Linked DNA regions of Homo sapiens: region 2 is linked to region 1. A link is a loop called in an ENCODE intact Hi-C map of the cell type or tissue named here. Cell type or tissue: OCI-LY7. All regions are shown on one strand. Links, peaks and the distances in the headings refer to the core of each region. The heading gives the core; the rest is flanking DNA.

Region 1 (2,906 bases), core at 96-2,595:
AAAGTATTTCGGATATTTGAGTTTAACCCTTTTCCAGAAAGTAATACATGATATGGATTTATTTATGCATTAAAAGAGCAAATTTAAAGAGCCCTTTGCAAGCCTTTGAGTCATGAGTGTTCTTAGATACGTAGCATCTTAGTTGTTTAAGACTAAACTATTGTACAGAGCCATGACCCATCAGGTCAAGCTTATCTTGCCCTAGGTTGAGGCAGAGAGAGAGAAATGGAATAGAAAGATGGGTGGAGAACTGCTGGACTCGGTGTGTAGTGAAGTTTAATGTTTGTTGAAGTTAGTTTTTGTGGGGTTTGTTGTTCTCAGCTCACAGCAGCCTCCACCTCCCATGTTCACACAATCTTCTTGCCTCAGCCTCCTGAGTAGCTGCGACTACAAGTGTGCACCACCACATCCAGCTTTTTTGTATTAATATTTTTAGTAGAGATGTGGTTTTGCCATGTTGTCCAGGCTGGTCTCGAACTCCTGATCTCAAGTGATCACCCGCCTTGGCCTTTTGAAGTGCTGGGAGTACAGGCATGAGCCACCACACCTGGCCTCTAAATATATAATCTTTTTTTATTCCTGGTCATTTCCTTGCTCTAAGTCTCCTTTGCCAATAACAGCTTTCATCCTCTTGTGTTTCTGGAACAGGCTCCCCTCTCATGGGCCTGGCTTCCTTGCAGCTGAGGGGCTTTGGGAGCCCTGCTCAGAGCCCCAAGCCTGCAGGCCTGTTCCATGTGTCTCCACGTAAATGGACGAGACACACCATTCCAGGATGCTCATTCAGGCTGAGAACCAAATCCAGATGCTCTCAGTCCATTCGCAGATGACAGTGAAGTTTCTGTACACTCTGCTTTCTTCTGGATCAGATAAATCTTTTATAATTAAGGTGTTGTAAACTTCACTCGATTTGAGAGGAATGCACTGGGGCTTCAAGTTGTCATCTTTCAGTTTTATTCATTAAAATACGAAGATACCAGATGAGTTGGCACAGGAAAACAAATACGAATACACGGCCTGTACTGTGTTACTTAGTCGTGTGTTGTAAGTGGGGTCTGGAAGGGTGGCTGGGAGAGCGGGTGAACTGCCGGTTCCAGATGGGACGCACAGCACCTTAAGGGGCCTGGGGGGGCACACGGGAGGCGGCTCCAGAGGCAGGGCAGATAGTGGGGGCCCGCAGGCAAGTCAGCAGTGGGGGAAAGACAGCAGAAGGCGTGAGGGTCTTCATTGGTGTATGTGAAGGTCACGAGGTCACACGGCCCTGCCCATCACAGGTGCGTCGGTCTGCGGGGAAGTTGAGGCATCAGGGAACAGGAAGTTTTAAACGTTTACAATGGATCTTACCCACACAGGCCGTGCCTTTGCCTGCGGTGTCAGATTACTAGGGCGGGGTGCGGTGGAGGGTGTCCCTTCCACACCTGTGGTTTTATTTGTCTTTGGGGGAGGGGAGCCTTGCTTTATAAAACACAACTGGCTGTGTTCTGTAAGGCTTCACCCAGCACATCCTGTTGGCAGCAGCTAAGCACACAAACGGGAAAGGAGTATCGCCCAACTCCACCGATGAACTCAAAGTGCCTGGCTTTGCCTGGGGGATGCTGGCAAGGTTAGGTGCGGTTCCCAGCGTTTCTTCTGCCTCCTGGGGCACATCCCGCGGTGGGTCAGCGCCTGCGGCCGGCTGCTGCAGAAATAGCGTCATTCGGCCCCTGCATCAGCAGCCAAAGCCGGGCCTAACTGTCAGGAGCTCCGTGGATAGCTTTGCTGCTCTCGCTTTTCAGTTTCAGTATCAAAAATAGTTGCTACAAGAACTGATTTTTGTCATAGCACCTGCTCTTCCATTTGGGCTGGCGTGCTGAGCAAAGGTGGGTGCAGGCGCCTCATCAGCCTGACAGCAGAGTCAGCTTAACCTGAGTTTTCAGGAAGCACCGTGGCAGGCCCCCAAAAGGGGCAGATGTCCACCGTGCACTGCGTCTGCTTCTGCAGTCGGCCCTCCAGTGCCGTTTTCTTTCACCTGCAAAGGGCCTTAATGCGTGAACCAGCTGCTGGTGACTGTTAGTCTTGCTCTGTTTAAACAGTAGCAAGTTGCAGAGTGTTCCTTTGAAGACACCGCAAGTCACGTGTGTCAGTTACTCCTGAGAGGTTTCTGGGGCGCCTGCCTCTCCTTTCTTTAAGATGAGCAGAGGTTTAAAAAAAAATGAGTTTGGGGAATGAGCCTTGAAAGTCCTTCCAGCTTCAGGACCGGCACTTGCTCTGACAGTCTGACTTCTGCCCTGTGGGCCGGCGCTCCTGCAAATGGGCAGTGTTTCAAGAGAGGACTGAGCCTCATGCAGATCCATCTCATGGGAACCCTGAAGCTTCACTGACCAACAGAGGCTCCACCTGGGCGACTTGAAACATGCTTAAAGGGTTTATCTGTCATTCATCCCGATGAGTTTAGTTCTGTTTTCCTCTTGGATTTCATTGATATTTCTGCATACCATCAAAGCCCTGTCTTATGATTGATCATGAGGTGGGACTTAGAAATGCGCTAAGTACCTGTGGATTTTAGACTGTGTCAAAGCCCTCGAAGCTGAAACAGAGGACTGACAAGGTGAGGGCCCGGGGTCCCCCACGGTGGAACTGCAGTGTCCTGATCGCAGCTGGTGGGCTCCGTACCTGGGCAGGATGGGCTCTACTGGAGCAGCCAGTGTCCAGAAGGAGCTTCTGTCTCTACCCCTTGGCACTGGCCACTCATTTTATAGAAGAGATTTTCTTTAGACCAGAGTTTATTAGAAAGCCAAGGAAAATGAGAACACGTCCCCCTGTGAAGTACCTGCCACACATAGCCCTGTTGAAGCCAGTTTGGTGGCTGTTGGGTCTTTGGCAACGAGATCAGTCTGTTGGCCTCGGCCCCGGTAAGCCCCACAGGCCAG
Region 2 (2,906 bases), core at 249-2,748, 150 kb after region 1:
AGCTACCACCCTGGTGCTATCGTTACGGACGATCGCACTTTTGAGAAAATTGGGCACCGTTGCCAGAGCAGCAGTTAGGCCTCAAGCCAACTAGGCTCCAGAGCGCCTGCCGCCAACCATCATACCACAGGGCACGGTCTCGGATATTAAACGTCTGGTTGGATACAAATCAAGACCACAATTTCTCATTGCACTGGGAGCTTCGCCACGCACCATCTCTGGGCTGACGCAACAGCCTAAGGCCCTGGGTCCCTAGAAATAGATCCTGTGTGTTGTAAGTGGGCCGGCCTGGTGGTCAGGGCTGCACACGGGGCCTCTGGGCGGTGGCTGGGGGGTGGTCATTTCAGGAAGTTGTGCGGTGGGGTCCTGTGATGGGGCGTGTGTTGGGATCTTTATGACCTTGAGAATCATGGTTTTTGAGGGAGACCAAGGCCTCTGTGTCAGGGCCAGCCTGATGGGGGTTGGGGCAACTGAGCTCAACACCAACAAGCAGAAACAGGCAAGTTATCTCTTGCTCTATGCCTCAGTTTACTCATCTGTCCATCGTAGTAACACTTGTGTTTTTAAGGATTCTGCCAAAATAGCATCATGTATATGAAATGCTTGCAGGTTCCTAGAATGGACAGTGCTGAGCAGAGATGGCTGTTGTTCTATTTCAGCAACCGAATGCCAAAAATACGGAGGAGGCAGTGCGGCATGGAGGCGGATCTGCCTTACGAAATGGGCAGGGGCCCCACGCGTGGGAAAGGGCACAGGCATTTGGAAGAGTGTGGCACTTTTTCAGGAAATGCAACATCCTTCTACTCTGTGACCCAGCGGCTCCCCCTGGTGTTTACCAGAGAGAAATGGACGCAGACATCTGCCCACATGCAGGCACAGGAAGGTTCGTGGCCGCTGTGTTTCAATATTGTAATTGCGCCAAACTGGAGATGACACAGAGTCCAGGCTCAGGAGCGTGACTGGCAGCTGTGGCACATCTGTGCCATGGAGTGCTGCTCAGCACCAGGGGCAGGGGCTGTGGACGGAGCTGTGGACGCAATGTCAGGAGCACGGTGGGCGAGGAGACGGGAAGCCGGGGGCCCTGTCCTGTGGGGTTCTGGAGCAGGCAAAGCATGCCTGGGACAGAGATGGCCAGGCCAATATTACCCCTGGGCGAGGGCCAACAGCAAGGCCAGGACCGAGCTTTCTGGGGTGGTGTTGATGCAGGTGGACGCAGCTGTCTACACGGAGTCCACCTCCCCCACTGCCAGCATCTGTCCCGGAGGGCTCGGCTCACTGGCAGTTTGTCCGCAAGGTGGTGCTCAGTCACCATGCACAGGACATTTTTGACCGAAAGTTCTGTTTTTGCCATAAGTTGCACCCTGACCACACCTGCTTCTTCTGAAAGCACCTGGTACCCAGATGTGCCCATCCCCAGCTGCATTTCCTGAGTACGAAACTTGCAGGAATTTGTAGCAGGGAGGATGGGACTAAGATTATGTGTGTGTGGAGTGGGCAGGAGCTACCAAGAGCCCTGAAACCACTCAGGGTTTTGCTTGGCCATAAAGAGCCACGGAGCCTTCTAGGTTGAGGGAGGCCTTTGTGGAGAAAGGAAGCACCTGGATCAAGAAGGTTATTTCAGTGCTTGTCATCATCACCTTCTGGACCGTAAGTGGCAGGCACACATGTTGAAAATAACAACAGAAGACAGAGGCTACTTTGACTCAGATGTCTGGGCAGGCAGGGCTGGCCAGGAAGCTGGAGGCAGGACTGACCACGGCCTCTCTCTGCAAATCTGTGTCATTTATTTCCTGACGCTGGTAGCCTGGGGGTCCCTCTGCCTGAACACCTTCTGGCTCTTCTTTTTTTTTTTTTTTTTTTGAGACGGAGTCTCGCTCTGTCGCCCAGGCTGGAGTGCAGTGGCGCGATCTCAGCTCACTGCAAGCTCCGCCTCCCGGGTTCACGCCATTCTCCTGCCTCAGCCTCCCGAGTAGCTGGGACTACAGGCGCCCGCTACCACGCCCGGCTAATTTTTTGTATTTTTAGTAGAGACGGGGTTTCACCTTGTTAGCCAGGATGGTCTCGATCTCCTGACCTCGTGATCCGCCCGCCTCGGCCTCCCAAAGTGCTGGGATTACAGGCGTGAGCCACCGCGCCCGGCCCTGGCTCTTCTTAACTGCTCTGAACCCCTGGCATCAACCTGATGGGCAGGTGCTTCCCCCATGCTTCTTCTCCCTGCACTGCCCACCCCACGACTGACCTTCCCTGGGTTCCCTACACACCCCTTCAGTGCCTCTCACTTCCCTCCTGATGGCAGACGTCTCAGGACTGCTACCTTGGGAGGTTTCCCTTTGTGTCCCCAGCCACATAAGGTATCTCATTCTCTGCACATCCCCGTACCATGAATGGATGGATTGGTGGATGGGTAGATGGATGAATGGGTGGATGGATGAATAGATGGATAGGTGGGTAGATGGATGGGTGGATGGATGAGTAGATAGGTGGGTGGTTGGGTGGGTGGATGGATGGATGGATGGATGGATGGATAGATGGGTGGGTAGGTGGATAGATTTCTATCTGAAGAGTGGGTGGATGGATGGATGGATGGATGGACAGATGAGTGGGTGGATGGATGGATTTATGGGTGAATGGAATGATGGATAGATGGATGGATGGATAGATGGGTGGGTGGGTGGATAGGTGGATGGATGGATGGATGAATGGTGGGTGGATGGATGGATGGATGAATGGATGGATAGGTGGGTGAGTGGATGGGCAGATGGATGGATGGGTGGATGGATGGATGGATGGATAGATGGGTGGGTAAGTGGATAGATAGAAGGGTGGGTGAAAGGATGGGTGGGTGGGTGGATGGATGAATGGATAGATGAGTGGGTGGGTGAGTAGGTGGATAGATGGATGGATGG

What was found. Hi-C counts contacts between places; a loop is a spot of excess contacts. Peaks named below come from ENCODE experiments on the same cell type or tissue, not always from the same donor. Only the 100,000 strongest peaks of a DNase experiment are listed, where the experiment ranks them.
Region 2: a loop joins it to region 1, with 6 times the contacts of the local background. A loop is called at or near these places in 2 of 110 quality-filtered maps.

The regions. Positions count from the first base shown.
Region 1 is chr5:1,314,939-1,317,844 of GRCh38, reverse strand. CLPTM1L (CLPTM1 like) reads left to right here. Exons shown (of 17, transcript NM_030782.5): 17 at 1-93. Among named protein-coding and RNA genes, the nearest start is that of MIR4457, 7.0 kb to the right of the region's middle. RefSeq lists enhancers at 1,100-1,249, 1,540-1,929. In OCI-LY7, for the core only: no CTCF peak of the experiment used is centred there; DNase peaks (open chromatin) are centred at 723, 1,374 and 1,934; H3K4me3 peaks cover 2,315 bases; H3K27ac peaks cover 2,500 bases.
Region 2 is chr5:1,166,247-1,169,152 of GRCh38, reverse strand. No RefSeq gene overlaps it. Among named protein-coding and RNA genes, the nearest start is that of TERLR1, 11 kb to the left of the region's middle. RefSeq lists enhancers at 556-1,075, 1,076-1,597. In OCI-LY7, for the core only: CTCF peaks have their summits at 651, 858 (motif pointing left) and 1,263 (motif pointing right); DNase peaks (open chromatin) are centred at 842 and 1,312; H3K4me3 peaks cover 867 bases.